Regions from separate parts of the Homo sapiens genome. Here regions 1 and 2 are each linked to region 3. A link is a loop called in an ENCODE intact Hi-C map of the cell type or tissue named here. Cell type or tissue: PC-3. All regions are shown on one strand. Links, peaks and the distances in the headings refer to the core of each region. The heading gives the core; the rest is flanking DNA.

The links. A loop is a pair of places that touch in the nucleus more often than their neighbours do. Peaks named below come from ENCODE experiments on the same cell type or tissue, not always from the same donor. Only the 100,000 strongest peaks of a DNase experiment are listed, where the experiment ranks them.
Region 1: it touches region 3 in a loop (2.2-fold over the local background); 4 of 110 quality-filtered maps call a loop at or near these places.
Region 2: it touches region 3 in a loop (2.8-fold over the local background); 2 of 110 quality-filtered maps call a loop at or near these places.

What each region holds. Positions count from the first base shown.
Region 1 is chr7:96,300,481-96,309,030 of GRCh38, reverse strand. All of the region lies in intron 1 of SLC25A13 (solute carrier family 25 member 13), which reads left to right. Among named protein-coding and RNA genes, the nearest start is that of SLC25A13, 17 kb to the left of the region's middle. In PC-3, for the core only: no CTCF peak of the experiment used is centred there; DNase peaks (open chromatin) are centred at 4,240, 4,760, 5,170 and 5,730; H3K4me3 peaks cover 775 bases; H3K27ac peaks cover 3,867 bases.
Region 2 is chr7:96,081,422-96,089,971 of GRCh38, reverse strand. All of the region lies in intron 16 of DYNC1I1 (dynein cytoplasmic 1 intermediate chain 1), which reads right to left. Among named protein-coding and RNA genes, the nearest start is that of MIR591, 130 kb to the left of the region's middle. In PC-3, for the core only: no CTCF peak of the experiment used is centred there; DNase peaks (open chromatin) are centred at 1,211 and 4,611; H3K4me3 peaks cover 938 bases; H3K27ac peaks cover 2,801 bases.
Region 3 is chr7:96,214,563-96,223,112 of GRCh38, reverse strand. The region is part of intron 4 of SLC25A13 (solute carrier family 25 member 13); the gene reads left to right. It overlaps MIR591 (microRNA 591), which reads left to right and starts at 3,357; the gene lies at 3,357-3,451. In PC-3, for the core only: no CTCF peak of the experiment used is centred there; a DNase peak (open chromatin) is centred at 3,532; H3K27ac peaks cover 2,152 bases.

The sequences.
Region 1 (8,550 bases), core at 93-8,092, 86 kb before region 3:
ACATCTTTTCATTGCCTCCCAGCTCAGTTCCAGAAGTGAAAGCTCAGTCCTAGATTCTTTTTTTATGGTGGTTCATGAAGATTTCAGTTAATCCATTTGTGGTGTCCAACAGCAACTTGAGAAGAGCCTGGTCTTGACCTTTGCCCAATTTTCTATTGGTTTATTTGCCTTTTCACATTGATTTGTTCTAAGAGCGCTTGTAAATGAAGAACATTGCCCCTTTGTCCTATCTATTGCAAATTTTGTTGTTGTTTTTCTTCTCAGTTGTTGTTTAACTGATTTATATTCACTTTTTAAATTGTTATGTCAAATATTTATCATTTTTTTCTTTATGGCTTCTGGATTATATGGCTTCTGAGTTTGTCATGTTTGAAATCAGCTTCCCTACTTAACATTACATAAGAAACCACCTGTGCGTTTTTCTAGTACTTTTTGAAATTCTCTCTCTCTCCTTTTAAAGATTAACTCTGATCCAGCTGTAGTTCTTTTGGTATAAGATGAAAGGTAGGGAGCCAGTTTAATTTTTGTTGCTCAACCCCAGGAGTTCGTGACCCTTCACTAGTGCCACATCATCAGCTAGAGAGACCTGCTGCTAATTCAGCCTGAATCTGCTGGTTCAGCCTTCAGAGGAAATCTGATTAGTTCAGAAAGCCAAGATCACCTCCCCACAGGGGTCAGGTATCTGCTGCTGCCTCAATCAGCTAGGCTGCTCTGAATATGAAGAGTAACTGGGAAGCAAGGCGCTGCTAGATTGTCTCAAGTTGTGCTGTTTTCATTCAATTGTTATTCTCTATTCTCTTACTTTTAGCAGATGAGAAAACAAGAGGTCATGCTGCTGGTTAACAGTGGAGTCAGATTTTTTTTTTTTTTTTTTTTGGAGATGGAGTTTCGCTCTTGTTGCCCAGGCTAGAGTGCAGTGGCACGATCTTGGCTCACTGCAACCTCTTGAACCCTGGTTCAAGTGATTCTCCTACCTCAGCCTCCCGAATAGCCGGGATTACAGGCATGTGCCACCGTGCCCGGCTAAATTTTTGTATTTTTAGTAGAGACTGAGTTTCTCCGTGGTGGTCAGGCTGGTCTTGAACTCCTGACCTCAGGTGATCCACCCACCTCAGCCTCCCAAAGTGCTGGGATTACAGGCGTGAGCCACTGCGCCCGGCCGCAGTGGAGTCAGATTTAAATGTTCCATTGCAAAGCTCATGAAATAGGAAACATTCTATGAGGGGAATCTGGTTGGAGAATCCTGGAGGAAGAGGCATTTGACTTAGTCCTTGAAAGAACAGCATCATTTTTTAAACTTCTCATTATGGAAATTTCCCAAAAAGTGCAAAACTGGAATAGTATAATTAACCCTCATCTCCCTATCTAGCCAGTAGTAATCATCAATTTATGTCCTCAATATTGTTTCATTTATGCCATGCCCTCTTTCCTCCTTCCATCCCTACTTTTTTTTTTTTAATTAAATTTTTGTTTTTGGAGACAGGATGTTGCTCTGTCACCCAGGCTGGCGTGCAGTGGCGCGATTATGGCTCACTGCGGTCTCAACCAACAGTCCTCCCACCTCAGCCTCCTGAGTAGTTGGGACTACAGGCACATGCCACCATGCCTGGCTAATTCATCCCCATATGTTTTTCAAAGCAAACTCAGCCATCCTATCTGTAAATATTTTATGTATCTCTAAACAAGATTTCTTCAAAGCACAATCACAATATCATTATTATACTTTAAAAAATTATAATAATTCTTCAATATCTTCAAATAGGTGTTCTGTACACATTGTACACATTTCCCGTATTGTCTTAAAATTTTTTAAATAGTTGTTGAATTGTGATGTATATAAGGTTCATGCATTACAACTGATGTGTCTTAATTTTCTTTATTTTTTTTTTTAAATTACAAAGCTACCTTTATACTTTTAAGCCCCACAGGAATAAAAAACACTGGGAAGGGCTAACCCCCTCACCCCAGGAGTGGCCCATAGGGAGAGAGGCTACCTGAGGGGAAGGAAGTACAAAAGGGACCCACCGCAGACTCATGGCAAAGGGAAGCCATCGGTGCTGGGACCTGTGGTCACTACAGGAGGAAATGCGAGTGTGGTGGGACTGGCTCCAGGCACACAAGTGAAGGGCAAGAGAGATTGGAGTGAAGCCACAAAGCTACTTGGGTTCCTCCTTCTTCTCGTTTGCCTTTTTCTGCTTCTGCTGCATGATCTCCTGAGTCCCTGGGGGTAGAGATGATAGGGCACTAGGAGGTATCAGAGGGCAAAAAGAACAAAATGCAGAGGGATGAAGGGCACAAAAGAGAAGATGGAAGTGGATGGGACTAAGCTCACCGTTTGGCTGCTGTACTCCCATCCTAGGAGAAGAAGAGGAAGAGAGCTGAGGCTCAAAAGGCAATCAGTCTCCATCCTGCAGTTGCCCAAGAGGTCAGAAGTCTGGCCACATAGGCCCAAGGCTCTCTACCGTTTGGCTGCTGTACTCCCATCGTAGGAGAACAAGAGGAAGAGAGCTGAGGCTCAAAAGGCAAGCAGTCTCCATCCTGCAGTTGCCCAAGAGGTCAGAAGTCTGGCCACACAGGCCCAAGGCTCTCTATTCTTACACCAGTAAGAAGGTTGGGAGAAGGGAGGAGAACCGGGAACAGCAAGGAGGGCCAGAAGCACTGGGCTGTCATAACCACAGGTGTATCTGAAATGGGAAGCTCCCTGCCCTTGCCCTGAAGGTCAGACTGGGGGATGCTCAGAAATCAGACTCTTGTGTCCTAATTTTCTTTTGATCTCTGGATTCTCTTGCCTGCTCAATACTGTGCTTTCTTTTCCTCTGAAGGACAGTGTCACATAATGGCTGAAATCATAGATTTGCAATCAAATTAGGGCTCTGCCACTTGCTAACTGTGTGACTTGGGGAAGTTACTCAACCTCTCTGTGCCTCAGTTTCCTCATCTGTAAAATGGACATAACGGTGTCTACTCCTCAGGGCTGTTGAGAGTGTCAGTAAGCTAATGTTTGCAAAGCATTAGAGTCATGTCAAAAGCTGTGGGCTGTGGAATAGGGCCCAGGAGGGCTCACTCAAGTGAGATGGTGTGTCGTCTTTGAGATGAGCCTCCAGCTGTGCAGAGAGCCCCTTTCCTTTTCCTTTTTGCTTCCTTCTGGTTCTTGACGTGCTTCAGTTAGATGAGGTTGATAGCAGGAATTTGGACAGGTAAGGCATATTTAATGGAAGCAACTTCTTTATTGTCCTTTCATTTTTGGCTTCCTCTTCCTCTGTATTTATTAAATTAGCTTTTCTCTCTCAGAAGTGTTTAACTTTTTATGGCATTATCTGGGCTTCAGCAACTTGTGATCTCCTAAGTAGAGCTTTTCAGCACTTTATAAATACGTCATATACTTTTTATATTCCTTTGTTCCCCATCAGGAACATAGCCCCAGTCTTCAGAATAGCACAATCAGTTTTTATTCATTTAAGGAGCAGTAGTAATTTGACACTTGCTAATATGTAACAAATTATATTGGGCGTGGTAATTACAATTGCAGCTGGTTCCTAATTATACTGTAACCTTGATGCTTACAAAAATTGAGACTGAATTCAGCATAAAATACTGGAGAATAATATTCTGCACTAGGCATTTCTGCCTTCTACTGAGCCATGGGCATTTATGAATCATAATGCCAAATTAAAAAGAATTTATTTTAAATTGGTTACAATTACAATGTTGTCCAGTGTCTCCATTCTTAAAGGTAGCTTTAAAGTCCCCCTTTTTGCTTGCTAAACTCTGGGAATATCCTTCAGGTATTATAATTAGTGTCTAAATAACCTGAGCTCAGGGGTCATTTCTGGCTGTGTGATCTACTGGTATTCATTTAAGACTCTTTAGTACCTCAGCTTCTTTATTTGAAAAGTGGGGATATTACTCACTCTTCCCCTTAAAGAGTTTTAATGATACAGTATATAAATGAAATAAGATAAAAAGCCATTAGCATAATGCCTGGCATAGAGTTAAGGACCCAGTAAAAGTTAGCTGGTCATTGTTATCGTTATAATTAATAATAAGTGATCCGGCTCCAAAGACTGCCTCTGTGACCCTCAACTTTAGCAGAATTAGTGTATTAATTCTCCTGCCACTCTGCCTTATGATAGCATGTATCATCATACATTTTGTACCAACCACTTGTCGATAAGTCAGCTTTCCCTGCTTGGGGCAGGGTTTCTGATTTATTGGGTGTTTTCTCCTCGGTGCCTGGCGCTGGGCCTAGTACACTGCAGCTTTCCCATAGGTGATTGTGTTGCATGGATGAGCAAGTAGAGCATCACCATCTAAGGAGTGGTTGTTAGCTGGGGGGTGGGGTAGTTTGGCCCCCAAGAGGATTTCTTTTAGCAACCTCTGGAGACAGTTTCTTGGTTGTTGCAGCTTGTTGGGGAAGGGGTTGCTACTCCCATCTAGCAGGTAGAGGTCAGCTTAATAACAATAATAGTAAAATCCAGAACTAGTATGTTTCAGGCTCTTTTGGCATAACAGAACCCAGCTAAAACACCACCATTCATTCTTAACTGTTATACTCTGCCTCTTAATATCAGAATTTTAATGATGATGGCTTTCTAGTTTATGTTCTACAACAGAGCAGAGTGAAATCTAACATACATCACAACCTACTGAATCCTTCTGATAAACATCTCTAGTGCCTCTGAAATGACTCGCTGATGTAATTACCCAGTGGGTTAACATTTGTGGTGTCTGATACTTTATAAGTCAACTGTTGAGTGAAATGAAGTTTTGCCAGCTGATTACATAGAAATGTTGTGGTTTGAAGAATGCTTAACAGGGCATCTTGTCTTTGTACTAATTTATATTTCAGTAACTTTTCCCATAATGACTGCTCTTCATTTATTAGGTCGTAGGGAAACTGTAGGATGAAGGATGAGTGACTCAGTGGTTTCAATAAAAAATTATTTTCTTAAGTTTGAGATACCTTTTTCTTCTTCTCAAGTTAATGGTAACTGTGGTTTTAGGGAATTCCAAACTTTCTTTTGCAATTACTGATTGTATCAGTCAGGGCTCACTCGCAGAGAACAGAATCTACTCTAGCTGGTTTAAGCAGAGAGAGATTTATTACAGGATATTAAATGGCTTACACAATTTGTTGGGAAGGTAAAGAAACAGACTTGAGGTTGAGCTCTAAAGAATGACGTCTAGAGTCTCAAGCAGAGCAGGCCACCAAGACAGCAGTGACCTCCTGTGCAGTCACAATGCTGCCTGCCAAGTGGAGAGTGTTTCAGGACCATGTGGCCACTGACATGGGAGGGCAGGAGGTTGCCACAGGAAAACTAGACACTTCCAGCAATGGTGCGTGCTTGGCAGAAACAGCAGAAGGTGCCCCCCAACTCCCAAACATTTGCCAAATCTCACTCAATTTCATCTAATTGATGGCACATAGGCCGCATAGCAGCAAGGGAGTCTGGGAATTGTAGTTTCAGCCTTCTAGTGTCTTTAGTATAGGAAGATAAAGAAGGAGGGTGGGCCCCTGCTTCTAAGTGGTTAGGTTACACCCAAGAATACTTTTCTTTGGGATTCAGGGCCATCTACTGCACTATTTCCTCAGGTTCAAAAGACTATGCAGGACTGTTTCTCCTTCTCTCTCCGTTTCCTGCTTGTCACTGCATGCTTATTTACACCCACCCACCCACACACACACCCAGAAGCTTGCTTTTGATGAGCTACCTCTTTGAGTTTGTAGTTCTTATCTAAGGCAAATATTTACTTTATGATAGTAGAATTTTCAGTGTAAGTCTGTGCTTGTCTTGGCTTTCAGATGTTTCAGGTTTGGGAGGGTGACTGGGGAAGTATTGCTGAGGAAGGGCTGTGCTGTACAGTTGGTGACGTAGCAGCTGAGGTTGGGCCTCGGGTCCTAACGCAGTTGTTCTCAGTCCACCCACACATGGTAATTTCTTGAGGGAGCTCTAAAGATATCCATTCTAGAAATTTTCATTTGATTGACCTTTGGTATGGTTTGGGTTTTGTAAAACCTAAAAGCACCTCAGGGGACTTGAATATGCAGCGAGGACTGAGAACCTACATCTTATAATCCGTACATTAAAATTGGACATTATCTAAAGCTGTGGTTCTTAAACTTTAACTGCATCAGGGTCACCTGGAGGGCTTGTTAAATCATAGGGGATTGCTGGGCCTCACCCAGTTTCTGATTCTTTGGGTCTGGGATGGGTGTGATAATTTGTATTTTTAAAAGTTCCCAGGTGATGCTGATGGTCTCCACACTTTGAGAACCATTGGTCTGAAGAGAGTTGCCTATTTTCATTGTAAATGTCAGATTTTTACTGACCTGAAAGACTTTATTCTATATTCAGCACTTCCAGAGAATCTACTTTGTTTCCTGATCTTTGCCAGAGTTGGGGTTGATCTGAGGAGTAAGGTGCCCTCACAGAGATGGTGGTCTCACATCTCTACAGCCTCCCAGTGAAAGAGGAGAGCTTTGCTTTTCTTTGCATTTTATTTTTCAAATTAGCATTTCTTATTTTCGTGTAGGTTTTCTTATATTCTTCCCCACCATCCTCTCTTAGATCTGACAACTATTTTGAATACACCATTCTATACCACTGTGATTTGTTAAAGTAATGAGCCTGCAACTGTGGCTTGATTCCCTTGTAAGAAAGTCTGTTTAAAAAATATTCCTACAGGTAGGAATTTTCTGGTGACCCCCTACCTATGGCTGCTCTAACTCATATTAGGAGAGTGAATTCATTTGTCCTGAAAGATGACTTTTGTATTCTTCTTGCCATGTTCTCCCCTACCCCCTGCCTTTTTAAAAACACCAGTTCTTGAAATTGTGTTATTGTTTTTCTTTTTATTTCTAGGATGTACCTACCTAGTATGTGTTTTGCAAACGCTATTGATGACTTACACAATTATAACCAGTGTTTATCTTGTCAAAAAGTTTTACATATTCAGTGATTCTCAAATTTTGCTCCTGTGGAGCATAGACTCATTGAATCGACCTGAAATTTCCATACTAAATTTAAATAATGATAGACTTTTCCCAGTTTATGGAAGAAACTATGCATAGAGTTTTTCTGTTCCAACATTGCCACTTTCTGGGCCAGGCATGGTGGCTCATGCTTGTAAACCCAGCACTTTGGGAGGCCAAGATGGAAGGATCACTTGAGGCCAGGAGTTTGAGACTAGCTTGAGCAACATAGTGAGACTGTCTCTACAAAAAAATTAAAAAATTAGTGGGGCCTGGTGACACATGCATTTAGCCTCAGCTACTCAGGAGGCTGAGGTGGGAGGATTGCTTGAGCCCAGGAGTGTGAGGCTGCAGTAAGCCATGATCGCACCACTGCACTCCAGCCTGAGTGACACAATGAGACCCCCAACTAAAAAAAAAAAAAACAAAACACCAAAACCCTCTCTTTTTCCCTTAAATTTGGAATCAGAGTAAAATGTTATCAAATTTCAACAAAATTCTTTATCTTGTTAGCAAATAATATTTCATAGTAATCTGTAAAGGACCCCTTTCTTCTTAGTGAATTACTCTGTATGTTTGAAAACCAGTTACTTGATTTAAAATTCTTGATATAAAATTTTTGTTTTAATGTTGGAATCCATTCTTACAAATGCAAATTCAGAAGAAGAATCATAAAGAAAATCAGGCAGTTATAACAATAGTAGCTGTAAATATTTGCATGCTATTAATATATGAGAAAAAAATGTAACAGTGAAAGTAAGCCTTCTGGAAACAATCTAAAGTTTGATGACTCTTCTAAACCCCAAGAATGAACGAAGTCTAATAATTCCAGGCTTCTAAAGCCCAAGAATGAACTAAGTCTAATAATCCCAAGCTTATGTGATGCAAAGTATGCATGCTGGACAGCTGTTCTGAATTGACTTTAAAAGGGTGGCTACATTTCTGTGGCTTCCTTTTTCCAGCTCATAGAACTTCCTGGGTATTGGTTTTGCCACCAGGTAGAATTCATTGAAATACACCTTTAAAAAACTGGTACATCTCATGGTAACTTTGCATTGTCTTCAATTAAGTTGTGTAAGTGTTCTTCATTCATAGCAAATGACACTTAAAACAAGAAGATAGGAATGGGAGGTAGCAGTATAAATGGAAATTCCGAACAGCCACACAGCATTTGACTGGTGAATAATAGATGGAATTACTATAGAGATGAGGCCCAGGAGGCTGGTAGTAATTTTTCTGAATCCATCCCCTGTTGAACCATACTTATCTATCCTTAAATAGAATGTACCAGGACCTGAGCCAAATTTTAGTGGGCCTCAGAGAAATCTTGTGGTGATCATTAACCATTTGCTGTACCTGGAACTCTGGGTTGGGGGTAGGGTAGCTGAGACAATTATCAGTTAGGATGGCCACAATGTTTATTTAGTGGTTTGGTGAGTGTGTTTGAAGACCCATGAGTTTCTCTTCTCTTTTGCTAATTTATCCCTTCTAAATTATGAGCCAGTTTACCCATCATTTAGATTTCTTAAGGAGTAAACATGGTAGAACATAAACATCTTTGGATAAATAATACAAAT
Region 2 (8,550 bases), core at 152-8,151, 130 kb after region 3:
GCAAAAGCATGTGCTACACAAGCTCAACTGTCATATTAGCTACTAAACACATATCCCTTCTTTTCTTGATATTATTAACTATAGGTTTTCTAATAAATTCTTAGCAACCACTGCGTCTAAGCAGTTTTGACAAAAAGAAGGCTTATTGCTAAACACCTTAAAAACATTTACCAAGGTAATAAAAGAAATGTCATTCCCTCCTACTGAATGTTTGGGCACAAAAGAGGTATTTTTATAACGCAGTTCATGATTTACCATATCTATAGTGTCCAAAAAAAGCACAATGAAAAGGAAGCATTTTTCCAGTGGTTTGACAACTGTTTGAATCAACGGTTATGCTTTTATTACACTAGTGGCCAACTGCTCACTTTTAAAAGCACAGGAGGGGAGGGAAACTGGGAAAGAGATTGGGGGGAAGGGTAAGTACTCTTTTCTAAAGATATTTTCTAAATATCCTTTTCTGTGCAACTACAGTTAAGTAATTTTTTTCCTGTGCATCAATCTGTAGCCAACTTGGAGGCTACATCCTGAATGCTCTAAACAATTAAGCTTTCCCTTAATTTTTCCTCAAATTTTCACATGTGAATCATTCATTCACCCATCAAATATTTATTGTGTGCCTATTTTGTGCCAGGCACTTTGCTAGACTGGGTTATTGTGTTTTAATAGACAATTGTCAAATAACCACTTTTTGTACAATTCTGTGGATGTGGTCTTCCAAAGGTTAAAAAAGAAGCTGAGGAATGTGATAATCAAGGGAGGGCTGACAATCTGAATTTTTTTTTTTAAGTCACAAGGGTAACTTTTTTTTTTTTTAAATCATACTAGAAGGTGTTCACTTTCTTATTTATTTATTCACTTTGAAAATATTAGTTTATGTTCACTTTCTATCTAAGGGACCTTAATGCTGAGACCAATACAAATAAAAAATTTAATCTGAATTGAGAAACTATTGGTTGACTATTAGGAGAAAGAGCTTAGAAATGGGCCACTGATTTATCTACTAGGTTAAAAGTATGAAATTGCTTTTACAATGTTAGCAGTTTGGATATTTCTTAAATGATAAGTAACTCATGCTTTAAAATTTAAAAGATGTTCTGATAGCTGACATTCTCAAAAATTCATGTAAGCTTTCCTTGAAAGTGAAATATAATGATTCATTCACTTCCTCGCTTTTCAAGTCCGACCTACGTGGTGTATAAATATTTACACAGGAAACATGAATAAGCAGATATTTGATTATGTATTATATTTTAGATATGCCAACAGTAGCACACATACACATGTAAGAAACAACTCCATTCTGTACAGGCCCGGGTTAATCTCGATTCACAGATGATTGGAGAGACTTCACATTTAGCTTTTAAAGCTGTGATTTGAGGCTACTGCTCTAAGCAGCAATTTTTCAAGATAAAATTTAGCAATTTTGAAATTATAGAACTAAACACAATTTTGTCAGCCATAAAAAAATTAACACTATAATTAACAACTGCTTCATAATCCAAACTGCCATTGAAGATGACAGTTTGAAACCACAGAAGAATCATGAAGATGATTAGTTATACAAACTGGTTCTTCTTTCAGAAGGTTTATATTCATAGATCATTTATCACCAAAATGAGAATATATGAACTTCATTGAATTTTGAAATTACTATACACACATTAATTTGCTGTTTATAATATTAGATATTAGGGCTTTCTTTTCATTGAATCAACTACTCCATAATACATGAAGTCATAAGTATTTCTTTTCAATTCAGAAAAAACATTTGCTTGAGAAGATATTAATCCTATAAGTCCATTTTCATATACTAATGCTACCTGAATAAGCACACTATTTATATAATAATTAGTTTAATCATGGTCTTTTACATATATAATTATCAAAGTGAAAGCCACAGCTATTACACGTACTATAAGATGAATACTTACAACATTAATTGGAATTAATTGCGCCTTTTCTTTTTTAAATTAAGCACTTTTCCCAGAAGAAATAAAGTTAATACCAAAATTACAATCATAGATTTTACCCAAAATATTTAATTTCAAATACATATAATTTGTTATGACAAATGAATTAATATATTATTTCAAAGTGGCTTATTTTACATAATTATATTTATTAGCATCTCAAATCTGCCCATGCAAATATATCTTGGTGCCCCTTGACTTAATAGCACAGCATTGGGGCTGTAACACTAAAAATTCAAGTAAAAACTGAAAAATCCAGTTGAAAAGCTTGATGCTTTGTTCTTATGCCATCAACTGCTATCTAGATGTTATCGACAGAACCAGGTATTTGGATTTTCACATTTTATCTGGATGTTTGGTATCACTGGAAGAATTTACGCCTAAGTCTTTTCTTTTTCAAGGAGAGAAAATCAAAGGAAGTATTTGGTATCAGCTAAAGAAAATAATATTGTTTATCCACCTAAGAATAAGCCAGTACTTGCAAAGGCCTTCAAGAATCTAGGAAATTAATGGCCACACTCATTTAATGAGAAACACCAGTGATTCAGATGATCATACCTGGATCTTGCTAAGCTGAGACCAACTGTGCTCTTCTGGAGGCTGCAAAAACCGAGCCATGCAATCAGGTTTGCCTTGCTCAGGGGACAAAGGCCTTCATAAAGCACGGTTATTAAAACTGGCTGATTGCAAATGCAGTTCTTTTTATTAAGGGACTCTTGTTTGAATTAACCTCCCAAATCTAAGTTTAACTTTTCAATTTTGTGTTTCGTATGCCCACTTCCTCAAGGAGGAGAATTATTTATATTCAAGGCACAGGCTGCTTATGGAGAATTGATGTAGGCCCTGTATTACTGGAAAACATGAAGGAGTTCCACAAAGTACACTATTATTGCCTAAGTGTGATTCCCCTTAAAAATCATCATTGTATTGTATTTATTTTGTGTTACTCAAACCCTTTTTAGCTCCCAGTACTTCCAGTTTATCACATGCCACTACATCAAACTACTGTTGAAAGCATAAAAAAATGGCCCATTGAATCTCTTTTTTTTATTCTTATTCTTGCTGGCTATGAAACTATTTGAGGCACTTGTTAACAGTTCTTACATGTAACACCTTGACCATCATTCTAAAATATATTGTGTAGGCCATTCTTCCTGTTGGCGTTACAAATAAACTTTTCTCTCTTGATTTTTCGTTTTGGCTTTAAAATATATTCAAATGGACATTTAAAATCATGTTTTACTTTTTTGGCAGTGTTACATTTGATCTCTCATGTTAACCCACATCTTTCTTTTCCAAGAATTTTTCAAAGCCCATATATCCAATGTCAAATGTATTATACTTATTGAAATTTGTAATGAAATGAATACTATTCTTTTGGCCCCCAAATAGTCGTATCAAACAAGCTATTTGAAATGCTATCAAAGTTCAGAGTTCAAATTTAAAGATTTATGCATATTTTCTTAGGTAACTAGTGAATAGGATACCAAATCAATAAAGCTAGGATAAGATTTGTCCGTCTCTCAAACCATGGTTTTTAAGTTTCCATTTTATTCTTCAAATCCTACTTTGAGCTGAAAATGATTCTGTAATTTTATCATTTGACTACTGTAAAATATAATCAGGGATTTGAAACCTGTGTGAATTTATCACAACTGAAAACAAAATCTTCCCTGGAAGAGGTTAATGGAAAAAGAAATAATAGGAGGTGGAAGATAAACTGCTTCTTTCAAAACTGGAGCTGCAAACAGCATTCTAACTAATTCAGATAAGCAGCAAACATAGTTGTTAGGGGATATTTATGACAGCTGCATCTGTGTGACAGCACTGAAGCCTTAACAATGGCGGTGGGCTTTCTATAAAACACATCTGCAAGAAAGACAGGTAGATAGGCTGGCTATCAATCATCAGGACACGTGAATAATTCTATACATACTGGCCTATGTGCTGTTGAAGTCAGCTCTATATGCATAGAAAAGCTTGCTCTTCAGTAATGGAGACATGGCAATGAGTCGTTTTTATTTTTAATTCTTTAAAATGTGTGTTCATACATCATTTGAAAAAAAATCCAACAATAGCTCTGTTTTCAGGTATATTAATAGTTAATTTTTGACTTATTATCCTACCCATGTTTCATTTAATTGAATGGAATCCTTCCTACAATCCAAAACAAACAAATTGCAAGCCATAGTTTGGAGATTTCTCAAAACTTATTCAGAAGCTAGGCTCATTTTTAATTTTGAATCTCAGAAAATTTAAATGGTGCATGCAACCACTGTCTATGTAAGTAACTTTTGAAGGCACAAATAGAGTAAAAATTATAGCCAAATAATAAAAAGGGGTCTTCTCTGTCTTTTGTCAGATTCAGATTCGCATAACTTCCATTTATGCTAATGGGAGTTCAGCACCTGCTCTGCAAAGAAAATAGACCCCTATCTGTGAAAATAAATGTGTACAGTGTATTTTCCAGATATAATGCTGAAATCAAACAACCAAAAATGTGTGCTATATAAACACAGCATCATGTGACCTACCTGAAAACATTGCTGTTTTATATTTTACCTCTTGAGTCATAGGCTGTGGGATATTACTCATGTCTTTGTCATTTAAATGTAACAAAAAGAAAAAAAAAAGGGAGATGGACAAACTCAGTCTGGTGATTTCAGTGAGCTCATACACAATCCTGTGTTTACCCCTTCAGAAGTTCATAATAAATTGCACCACTAAATCTGGATTCAAGCCACTGTGCTCTCTGCTATCATCTTAAAAGTCATAGAGGATAATTGTACATAATAAGAGAAAGGCATGGTCATGGGGGTACTGAGCTGGGGCTCCCTGCAGCAGCTGCAGCCTCAGCTGGGACAGGAGATGAGGCAGATGACTGTCAGTGACTGGTAACACCAGAGTCCCTTTCTGCAATGCCCTAATCAGGGAGTGCCAGGGCTCACAGGAAGGCAAGACTACCTGGGCTTGAATGGAGATGTTTCCATCAGTGCTCACAGCAGTCTCTCTTCAGGGAGTTCTCAACAATGGTGTGGACAGAGAAAGCCTGTCCCGCTCCACTCCAACTGGGGTAGGCATCTCAGAGATCTTTCCCCAAATTATATTATTAATATATTTTCAGGCAAAATTATGATGTGATCAAAAGAGGGTTGTGGGAGGTGAATTGGGATCTCCAGTACGGCTTTAGCTCTATATGTACCTTGACGTTTATAATGTAGAGTCGTGGCCCTTCTCATTAAACATTTTTAAGTAGTTTTAAGAAACAGGTAATGAGGCAGGGTGCAGTGGCTCAAATCTGTAATCTCAGTACTTTGGGAGGCCGAGGCGAGTGGATCACCTGAGGTCAGGAGTTCGAGACCAGCCTGGCCAACATGGCGAAATCCTGTCTCTACTAAAAATACAAAAATTTGCTGGGTGTTGTGGCATGCGCCTGTAATCCCAGATACTTAGGAGGCTAAGGCAGGAGAATTGCTTGAACCCGGGAGGCAGAAGTGTGCCATTGCACTCCAGCCTGGGCAAGAGCAAAACTCCGTCTCAAAAAAAAAAAAAAAAAGAAAAGAAAAAAAAAGAGAAACAGGTAATGAGAAGATTGTAGTGTGTCCATCCATTTAACTACATTTCTACAGATTTCTCTTTCTTCCTAATGATCTAGGTTAAGGCCTATTTTTTTTTTTTTCTGATTTGCCTCATGAGTGGCATTAAGAGTAACACTCTAGTTGACAGGACCGGCTAATTTGCAGGGTTCAGTGAAAAATGAAAATGTGGCGTTCCTTCCTGACAAATTTTTAACAATTTTAAGACAATGACCCAAGCTCAGGGCTCCCCTAAGCACGGTGCCCTATGCAATTGCACAGGTCCTATACTCTTCAAGACAGCCTCACTTGTGGAACAAGGTCTTGGCAAAAGCTAGCCTACAGGCCCCTCTTTTCTCCCCAGCCTAAAAAAAAATCTCCTCAAATCAACACTGGGAGAATGAATATGAGATGTCTTCCCACAGACATGTATTCAACGTACTGAGGAAAATGGACCAACATTGTGTGCTCTAAAAAACCTACCATCTACTTTTTAATACAGATTGTATTACAAAGCTTATCTAAGAGCATTTTGTCTTCTTTCTAGAGGGTTCTACAAAGCAAGGTTTTCTATCTAAAGGCCAGCATGACTGTGGTTATGAGTTTCGTTTTAATAGGGACCAGGGAACCAATTTTGAATATTGGTAGTGGTGGCAGAGCCTACTGGCAATTTAGTCTTCAATACCTTATTTGTTTCTTCTTGAATAGCTCTTTGCTCGACGACCCTTCCTGCAGTCAGTCATGCACCAGCCTTAGATCAGACCTCTAATTCCAAATGTGCCACCCTGCCATGAAGCATTCCATCTGGCCTTCCGCAGTTTAGGTGATTTGGAAGGCTGAGAAGGTACTTGTCTAGAGGGTGCACTTCTCTTTAAGCACAGTTATGTTCTGTCAGTTCTGGGCTGGTGAACGATCCTATAGTAATCACAGTAATGGCAGCATTTGCCCTTAAGGGATCTACCTCTTTCAGAAGTGGGCTGCAGCTAAGCCTCAGATGTAGGGAAGTCATTTTTCCTTTTAGTACATTGTACCTCTACAGACGAGGTCTTCAGCGATTTAGAATAAAGCTTTGTGGTGACAAAGAGAAACACAAAAGTTCCCCTTCTACCCAAATAAATATAATTTATAAAAATACTTATAAAACCACAGTTAAGGCAATTATTTTGTTAAGTCTGAGTTTTTCTGAGCTATAGATTGCTTTGTATATGATCAAACAATACCTAAAGAACTCTTCAAGTGTATAAGCTTATCCTGATTTTCGGTCATTCAGAGAAGGGCTAGAGATTGTAATATTACCTACTCTCAATAAAATAGTATATCCTTTCTTTTTCTTGGTAGTGAATTTGTAGGGATAAACAGCCCTACAAATTGTTTGGCCTATTATATGTCACAGAGATTTTTCTATAGCCTGTCTAGACTCCAGACAATAGGCGAGACTGGCCTATAGTTGCAGACATTTCTATAGTCTGTAATATCACTTAGAAAAGTAAGGGCAATAACATAAAAATGAAAACCAGCCTGACCTGCCAGTACGATAGTACAAATATGAGTATAACAACACTTTACAATTTAGAAATGATGATAGCATCCTAGAAAGAAATTTTAGCAGCCACATATCAGCCAAAGTAACTTTTGTAAAATCATATTTACTCACAAAATATGTCATATTCAAGTAATTCTGTCCAAAAGCTGTAAAATCACTTTTATTGCAGAAAATTCTGTATATATGTCATATTGTGTTTCCTTATTGCATAGAGACAGTGTGTATGAATGTATGTGTGTGCATATATATAGTGTGTATATATATAACATTTAAGTCAAAATAAAGACTTTCCAAAAGGCCTTTTAAAATATAAAACAGATTGTTAAACTAATCTGTTTTTCAGTCCTTTTAGAATACAACAAAGAGGGATAAAATAATATTGTATACAATCTTAAGTGAGTTAAGGGACGTTATGTGTATGCAAAGGAGATAGAGCAAAGAGTTTTTAAATTTTATCTATTTTCTGCCATTGTATCTCTGAGCATGTCTTCATGTGTATTTCTCTCCCACAATTACACTTGTTATAAACAAAGGAAAGGAAAAGGAAGAAAGGAAGAAAGGAAGAAAAGAAAGAGAGAGAAAAGGCTTTTTTTTTTTTTAACATTCTCCTTTGCTCTTTTTTATTTTTTAGGAAGTGACCAATAAAGAATATCTGTTTTTGTTATTGTTGTTTAGTTTTACTTTGATGAGGGCCATGAGAAAGATACATTAAACATAAAGAATACTCATTTAAGAAAAATACTGCTGTAACACTACTGGCGGTATTTCCGACTCAGAGGGTATTCTCTTTCCCAAAGACTCCAGACTATATCAATAGTCACCAGACCATTTGCATCTTCACCACTGGGGCCAATATTAACAGAGTTTTTGTCACTGTTGGAACTCAGCTTGTGGTATCAGGAGTAGTCAAGGGGATGTTAAATGAAATAGATAACATGCAGTAAAAGCAAGAGATTTTTTTTTTTTACTTAGAATTATGCATCCAGAATAGAAAACTCCCATTTCTAAAGTCATTCGGTTTTTGTTCCTGGCTGAATTTTAAAAAACACCGTCTAGCTTGTTCCAACATAATCAACTATACCATATAGCAGTATATAATATGTCATCAAAAGTTCCATTGTAGAACAAACCATTTAGGATTGCCAAATTTATAGAATGCTGATTGATGAAACCATAAAGAACCCTTCTCAGTGTGATCAGCTAAACCCATCCACCAGGCACTCACAGAGTACTTTCTAGGTCTAGGATGCTATGCATACAAATGTGGTATATTTTCCCCCTGGAATGCAATGTTAGATTCATATTATGCCAAAATAGCATTACATAACGCTCTTATTTTGTTTTGCTTGAAAGTTCAATATTTTCTTTTTCTTTAAGGAAAAAGTTCCTTACCTCACCAGAAATGAAGGTTTTGGTCAACACTTTCTCATACAGTAAAAATAAACACACAATCTTAAGT
Region 3 (8,550 bases), core at 452-8,451:
CGTCTAAATGAGCTTTTTTTTTTTCCTGGGGAAAAATTGTGTAGGTTTTAGCAAATCTCACAGAGGTCAGTGAGCTGCCCTTTAAAGATAAAAGCTGCTTTTTATAGAGGGGCAGTTGAACTAGTAGACATATATCTTATTTAACACTTTTCCAGCATTGCTGTTAAAGACATTGATTGTAGAATAGTTTATGTATGACTTCAAAATGTAATGATAATCAGTTTTTGGATGCCTTTTGGTTTTGGATATATGAAGAAACAAAATGTATCAGACAACCTATATATAATACAAGAGACAGATTGGAAAATACATTTTTCTGTAACTGAAGTAAATGTAGAGTAACTAACGAATTATTAAAAATACAAAAAGAGCCGGGCGCAGTGGCTCACACCTGTAATCCCAGCACTTTGGGAGGCTGAGGCGGGCGGATCACAAGGTCAAGAGATCGAGACCATCCTGGCCAACACGGTGAAACCCCGTCGCTACTAAAAATACAAAAATTAGCTGGGCATGGTGGCATGTGCCTGTAGTCCCAGCTACTCAGGAGGCTGAGGCAGGAGAATAACTTGAACCCAGGAGGTGGAGGTTGCAGTGAGCCGAGATCGTGCCACCACACTCCAGCCTGGTGACAGAGCAATATTCTGTCTCAAAAATAAATAAACAAAATAAAATACAGAAAGAACTGTTTGGTTGGCTGGCTAGTGAGACCTCTGAAAGGGAATTGGTTCTGATTCTCATGAAGACCAAAATGGAAGAAACTAGTCTACACCCTGTGCCACACTGGGAGGCCTGGGCTGGCTCGCCACTGCAGCTCTGCCAGTTAGCATGGAGTCTGAAAGAAACTGGTCCAGTTTTGCCCTTTATTGGAAACTACAGTGACCTTTTGTCCTTTAATCTTCACTATTGAAATATATTGTAAGTTTAGTAACTATAGAGAAGCGTTTCTTGTTTATGTTAATAAGTGGCATGTGGAAAAGGGCTCTCCTAAGAGAGAATCATAAAGCCTGGAACTTTTAATTTATTAAGGCTCTGAGAAGTCCTGCGGAAAAAATAAATCTATTTAACTTTGTTTAAATTGTAGTTTAGCAAACTTATTATATTTGCACCAACTTTTCTCTTGTGTCTCTCCCACTAAACAAAACCCACAGAACCGGGGCGATTTCTAAGCTAGTTAATTCTTAATTCTAAGCGAGTCCTCAGTTAGTTAATTCTCTGATGTGGATGTAATTGTTTGGAGGGACCCTTTCTGAGTTCAACTTAGATTGTGTCCAGGAACACCTGCTATGATGAAATTGGTGTGCTTTGGGAAAATGGGTAGGCTAGATGACATTAGGAAATGTGTGGAAACACCCACTCAGTCACTTCGATTCAGGTTGCAGAAAATGATGGGAGTTAAAAGTATGGAAATGAGAAGTTTCGAAGTTAAGCACTCAAATTTAATATTAAATATATAAAGCTAGAGGAATGCTGGTATTGGATTGGAAGAAGGCAGACTTTACCCATCATTTTTAAGCTTGCTGGAAAGGAAGGTCATTTGTTACTGTCTTTGTAAAGACACTTCGAAAATGAAATATTCGAAAAGATAGCTGAGGGAGAAGGTGGTGAAGAATCAGAAGAAACGTTACTTGGGGAAAGTTCTTCATTAATATTGGTTCTGATTTTGGTGTTTCACAAAAATAATGTGTCATTTTGATGAAAGAAAAATATTGCCCTGCAGTAGATTTGATTTTATTTTATGAGAGGTAAAGAGGGGGCTGAGTATATTCTCTTATACATGCTTACATCCCAAATAGAGAGTAAGAATTTCGAATAAGAACAGTATGAGTTTTGAAAGTAAATAGTCTCTATGTTGATAAGAATTGTGGCATGCCTGGGTACTGAGTATCTTTTCAGAGATCCTAGAGACTGTCCAGAAACTGTTCCAGTTCATTGGGTCAAAAATCCACTATTTACGAAAAGCTAAATACGGATTTGCACGATTGACCATAATGGCTTCAATTTTGAAAGATAGTAGTATCAGAGAGCACTTCCAGTTGGTGGGATAATTTAAGAATCGCCCGTGCTCAAATGGCTAAAATATTGTACTTTTTGCTACTTCATCACTCCATTTTAAAAATAGAGAGGGGGAGAAAAGAAGGCAGACCTGTTGAGAAGGTGGAAGAATGTCAGTTGGAGAGCAAATCAAAATAACCATGTGAAGCCACTCCTTAGTTAACTACTGCCTGAAGGTTAACTGTTCCTTAGAAGCCTGTCAGGGAGTGGAGAGACTGGACTGGGGGCTGCTGTCCCTGTGTGTGCATGTGCACCTGTGTGTTTGTGTGTGCATGTGTGTGTGTGTATGTGCATGTTCATGTGCATGCATGATGAAGGGTGAAGAGAACTTGTGAGTAGGAAAGAAGGTGTAGAGAACAGAAAGCTAACATAAAATCCTGAAACTTAGAGTCCTAGGAAAATTTGACTATTTTAAACTAACTGTACTGCTTATTTAAAGATAGGAAAATTATACCATTCTTCTTCTGGTATAAGAGAGAGATAAAAATACAGTTTTTCTAAATTGGAAAATTTGCTGTAATCTTGCTGCTAATGACTGATTTCTTCCAACAGTTGCAAGGCAGTTTTTGCTCTGATAGGTTGATAAAGGAAACAAAATCAAGAACATATTGGAAATTCTCAGAGAAAATTACAGTTTAGGTATATGTTGGGGGTGGATACTTAGACATTTTAATTGAAATAAAACAGTTTTATACTAATATGGGATCACTGTGGGTGTACATTTGTAGTACATCTGCTCTTGAAGCATTTAAGTAGGGTTAAATGTATGTTAATGCTTTTGCAAGAAAATTTTCGATAATATCCGTCTAAGGAAACTAGCTTAGGAAATAGGTTTTTGAAAACAATATAGATATTATATTTGCATTTAGAGAGTGAATTAGGACTCTGTAATGCTTTAAGAATTTTAAAACATTAGTTGTATTCTCTAGTGGTAATGAAAGTTAACAATAATTAACACACAGCAGATGATTAAAGCAAGCTTACACATCTGGAGAGTGGCCACAGTCTGCTATATGCCTCTAAACACCATTTTAATTGACCTACTTTTGATATTATGAAAGGCTAATAATGATTTATTCTACCCAGTTGAAAATACTTTTTCTAGCAGATAATTGGAAACATCTCAGTTGGCCCCTCTGTTGATTTAGTTAGTGTGTGTGACAGATGGTTAATATCTTACGCTAAATATCTGCCAGCCTTGAGCCATTTTGTTGTTGTTGTTGACTCACAGTCACTATGATGACTTAAATAGTGTATGAATCTTGAGAATTGATAGATCTGTCAGATTATAGAGGAGGAGGGAGTCTTATCAATGAGGTAGACCATGGGTTCTCATTGTAATAGTGTAGAATGTTGGTTAACTGTGGACTCCCTGGCTCTGTCTCAAATCTACTGATTCATAATTTTTGGGTGTGGGGCTTGGGAATGTGTTTTAAACAAGCTCTCCAAGGGAATGTAGTTCCTACTTCAAATGAACAATGGCTGAGTATAGTTTATGGCTTTCTTTCATGGATGAGGAAACAGGCCCAGAGGGGAAAAGGTGACTAGTTTCATAAGAATCACAACTTTGACTTCTGGCACTAGAAGGATAGGGTTCTTTCCTGAATGCCACATGACCTTAACTCAGGCTAGTTCCATCCCTAAGTACAGAACTGGAAGAGTTTTAAATTAGCCCTAATTTTTACATACACCAATACCACATATGACTTTAGTATAATATTTGGCTCAGCTTGGCTGTGTGTGTGCTTATTTTTTGAAAGATACCTATCACCACTGTACCTACATGTTCAGAATAATAATAATAAAAAGTTTACAGGGGATTATAGAGAACTCAATTTTAATGTGAAGTACTTATGCTCTACTTACTATGTTTTAATGGCAACCATTTTCCCCCTAGAAGTTTCTTGAGCGACTCTGAATTGTAGCCAGAATACGTCTTTCCTCTTCAGACCCTTAGCTGTGATTAATGTAAAAAGGCACTTGTCAAAAGGGTTTGAAATGGCAACCTTGATATTGGAGCATATGGCAGTAGAGATAGGTCTGCATCCACTTACTCCATTATGTTATTTAATGTACGAATTCAACAATTTGTCTTTTGCTCCCTGCTTAAAAGATGATGGCCGTAGAAGCTGGTTGTTAACCATATCAGCAGGGTGGAATATTACTTCCCTTAGAGAAAAACCACAACTTTCTTTGAGGATTTAGCATGCATTAGAAAAAGCATGAAACTGTTCAGAGATAAAATGCTGGGCCTTCAGCAGTCCTCTCTTTGCCTCCAAGAGGGGTTACTTTTATGTTTAACACAAACATCCCTTTTGTGTTTATTGTATTAATGGAATTTTTAAAATCCATGAGAAAGAGAGAGAGATTATGGTTTAGTGTTTGAAATAATATAGCTTGATGAATCTTTTTTATTTTAATGAGAAACTCTTTTTCATAGATATGCTGCTTCAAAAAGTGAATCTTTTAGAAATTAAAATGCATTAATTTAGTTATTCTGTATGGAAACAAAAACATGGAAAGTTAAAATTTGCATAAGTGAAGACCTTGATGATTTCAGATTATAGTGTGGTGGAGGTTAAGGAATAAGAGTCCATAGAATTTGTAAAAACAAATTCAGTCTAACCACTTAATGGCATGTGCAAGTAATTTGCCAATTAAATATCTCTAGTGTCTGAAAGATCTTCAGAGAAAAGAGTGGAGGTTCTTAATCTTTCTTAATTTTATACTTTAAGAAACATAATAGAAAATTACTTAGTTTTTGATCACTTTTCATTCAAAATTTTAGCATATGAGCTCAAGAAAGGATGGATTTTAAATATTTGAGGAAAATTATTGCTTTTTGAGAAATTAAAAACTATGATACTTCCAAATCACACTGTGCTCATTTAAAAAATAGTATTTGTAAATATTTGGTGCCCAGATAATAATTTTCATTATAATTAAGACTTTATACTTTGGAGTTTTATGATTTTGATGGTCACCTACTATGTTTAGAACATTGTACTAGTCATGCTTAACTCCAGAAAAACTGTCTAAGATAGATATTCCCATTTTAAAGATTGAGCGAATTGAGTCAGAGTAAGTAATTTGCCCAGGGTTACTCATTAGTAAGAGGCAGATCTCTGACAGTTCTAGGTGTTTTTTGTTTTTTTTTTTCAGAGAAAGCTTTGTTGAGATATAATTTACCCATTTAAAGTATATAATTCAATGGTTTTTAATATATTCACAGATTTGTACAATTATCACCACATTCAATTGTAGAACATTTTCATCACCCCAACAAGAAACCTCGTACCACACCTTAGCAATCACCACTCCCTTCCATCCAGTCCCTCCATCCCCTGGCAGTTGTTAATCTACTTTTTGTGTATATGGATTTGTCTATTCTAGACATTTCATATAAATGGAATCATAAAATGTGGGCTTTCATGATTGGTTTCTTTTACTTAGCATAATGTTTCCAAGGCTCATCCATGATGTAGCACATATGTTATTCCTTTTTATTGATAAATAATATTTCACTGTGTAGATATAGATAGGTCACATTTTGTTTATTAATCAGTTAACAGGCATAAGAGCTGTTCCCAGTGCTTGGCTATTATGAATAACGTTGCTGTGAACATTCATGTATGTGAGTTTGTATGGGCATATGTTTTCATTTCTCTTGAGTATATACCTGAGAGTGGAATTGCTGAGTCATATTATAATTCTATGTTGAACTTTTTGAGGAACTGCCAGACTGTTTTCCAAAGTGGCCACACCATTTTCTTAAATATATTCCCACCAGCAGTGTTTGAGGGTTGCAGTTCCTTCACATCCTCACCAACACTTCTTATTATCTCTTTTTGATTATAACCATTGTAGCAGGGTGAAGTGGTTATCTCATCATGGTTTTGATTTTCATCTCCCTGATGGCTAATGATGTTTAACATCTTTTCATGTGCCTCTTGGCAATTTTATGCTGTCTCTGGAGCAATGTCTGTTCAGATCCTTTGCCCATTTTTAAATAGGATTATTTGTCCTTTTATTGTATTGTGAGAGTTCTGTGTGTATACTAGGGTTCCTTATCAGATATGTGACTTGCAAAGTTTTTCTCCTAGTCTATAGGCTATTTTATCTTTTTCTTTTCTTTTTTTCTCTCTTTTTTTTAAACTTTTTTATTTTAAGTTCAGGGGTACATGTGCAGGTTCATTATATAGGTAAACTTGTGTCATAGGGGTTTGTCGTACAAATTATTTCATCACTCAGATATTAAGCCTAGTACCCATTAGTTATTTTTCCTGATCCTCTCCCTCCTCCCACCCTTTACCCTCTGGTAGGCCCCACTGTCTCTTGTTCTCCTCTGTGTCCGTGTGTTCTCACCATTTAGCTCCCACTTAAAGTCAGAGCGTACAGTATTTGGTTTTCTGTTCCTGCATTAGTTTGCTAATGATAACGGCCTCCAGCTCCGTCGACGTTCCTGCAAGGGACATGATCTCATTCTTTTTTATGGCTGCATAGTACTCCATGGTGTATATATACCACATTTTTTTTATCCACTCTATCGTTGATAGGCATTTAGGTTGATTCCACCTCTTTGCTATTGTGAATAGTGCTGCAGTGAATGTACACATGCATGTGTCTTTATAATAGAATGATGTATATGCCTTTGGATATATACCCAGTAATGAGATTACTGGGTTGAATGGTATTTCTGTTTTTAGGTCTTTGAGGAATTGCCACACTGTATTCCACAGTGGTTAAACTAATTTACACTCCCACCAACAGTACATAAGTGTTCCTTTTTCTCTGCAACCTCACCAGCATCTGTTATTTTTTGACTTTTTAATAACCATTCTGAGTGGTGTGAGATCGTATCTCATTGTGTTTTAACACTTTCTTTTTTTCTTTTTTTTTTTTCTTTTGAGACAGTCTCTCTCTGTCGCCCAGGCTGGAATGGAATGGCATGATCTCGGCTCACTGCAACCTCCGCCTCAGGGGTTCAAGCAATTCTTCCTGCCTCAGCCTCCTGAGTAGCTGGGATTACAGGCACGTGCCACCATGCCTGGATAATTTTTGTATTTTTAGTAGAGATGGGGTTTTGCCATGTTGCCCAGGCTGGTATCAAACTCCTGACCTCAGGTGATCCGCCCATCTCGGCCTCCCAAAGTGCTGGGATTACAGGCGTGAGCCACCGTGCCTGGCCATTTTAATACTTTCTTAATGGTATCCTTGGAGTATAAAGTTTTAAATTTTGATGAAGTATAATTTATTTTTTTTTCTGTTGCTTGTAGTTTTGGTGTCAACTAAACCATTTCCTAATCCAACATCACAAAAATTATGTCTATATTTTTTTCTAAAATTTTCTTGAAAATATGCCTATATTTTCTTCTAAAACTATTCACGGTTTTAAGTCTTGTAGTTAGGTCTTTGATCCATTATGAGTTAATTTTTGTATACAGGGTGAGATAGGAGCCCAACTTCATTATTTTGCATATGGATATTGTCCCTGCACCAGTTTTTTCTTATTGTCTGTTACCTTTGTTGGAAATCAATTGACTATAAATGTGAGGGTTAATTTTTTTACTCTCAATTTCATTCTGTTGTTCTCTGTGTCTATCTTATACCAGTACTACATAGTCTTGATTACTCTAGCTTTGTAGTAAGCTTGAAATCCAAATTCGTGCCAGGCGTGGTGGATCAAGCCTATAATCCCAGCACTTTGGGAGGCCGAGGTGGGTGGATCACGAGGTCAGGAGTTCGAGACCAGCCTGACCAACATGGTGAAACCCTGTCTCCACTAAAAATACAAAAATTAGCTGGGTGTATCAAAGCGCCTGTAATCCCAGGTACTCAGGAGGCTGAGGCAGGAGAATTGCTTGAACCTGGGAGGCAGAGGTTGCAGTGAGCCAAGATCATGCCACTGTACTCCAGCCTGGGCAACAGAGCAAGACTCCATCTGTTCTTCTTTTTCAAGATTGTTTTGGCTCTTCTGAATTGCTTGAATTTTCATAATGGATTGTTGGATCAGTTTGCCAATTTTTGCAAACAAGCCAACCAGGATTTTGATAGGGATTACATTGAATCTATAGATCATTTTAGGGAGTATTGCCATTTTAAAATTAACTTTGGAGAGTTTTGCCATCTTAACAATATCAAGTCTTTTAATCCGTGAACATGGGATGTGTTTCTATTTATTTAGATTTTCTTTAGTTTCTTTCAATGCTGTTTTGTAGTGTTTAGAGAATCAGTTTTGCACTTATTTTGTTAAATTTATTTCTAAGTATTTTATTGTTTTTGAGGCTACTGTAAATTGAGTTTTTTTAAAATTAATTAATTAATTAATTAATTTTTTTGCAACGGAGTCTCGCCCTGTCACCCAGGCTGGAGTGCAGTGGCACTCCACTCACTGCAAGCTCCGCCTTCCGGGTTCACGCCATTCTCCTGCCTCAGCCTCCTGAGTAGCTGGGATTACAGGTGCCCACCACCATGCCTGGCTAATTTTTGTATTTTTAG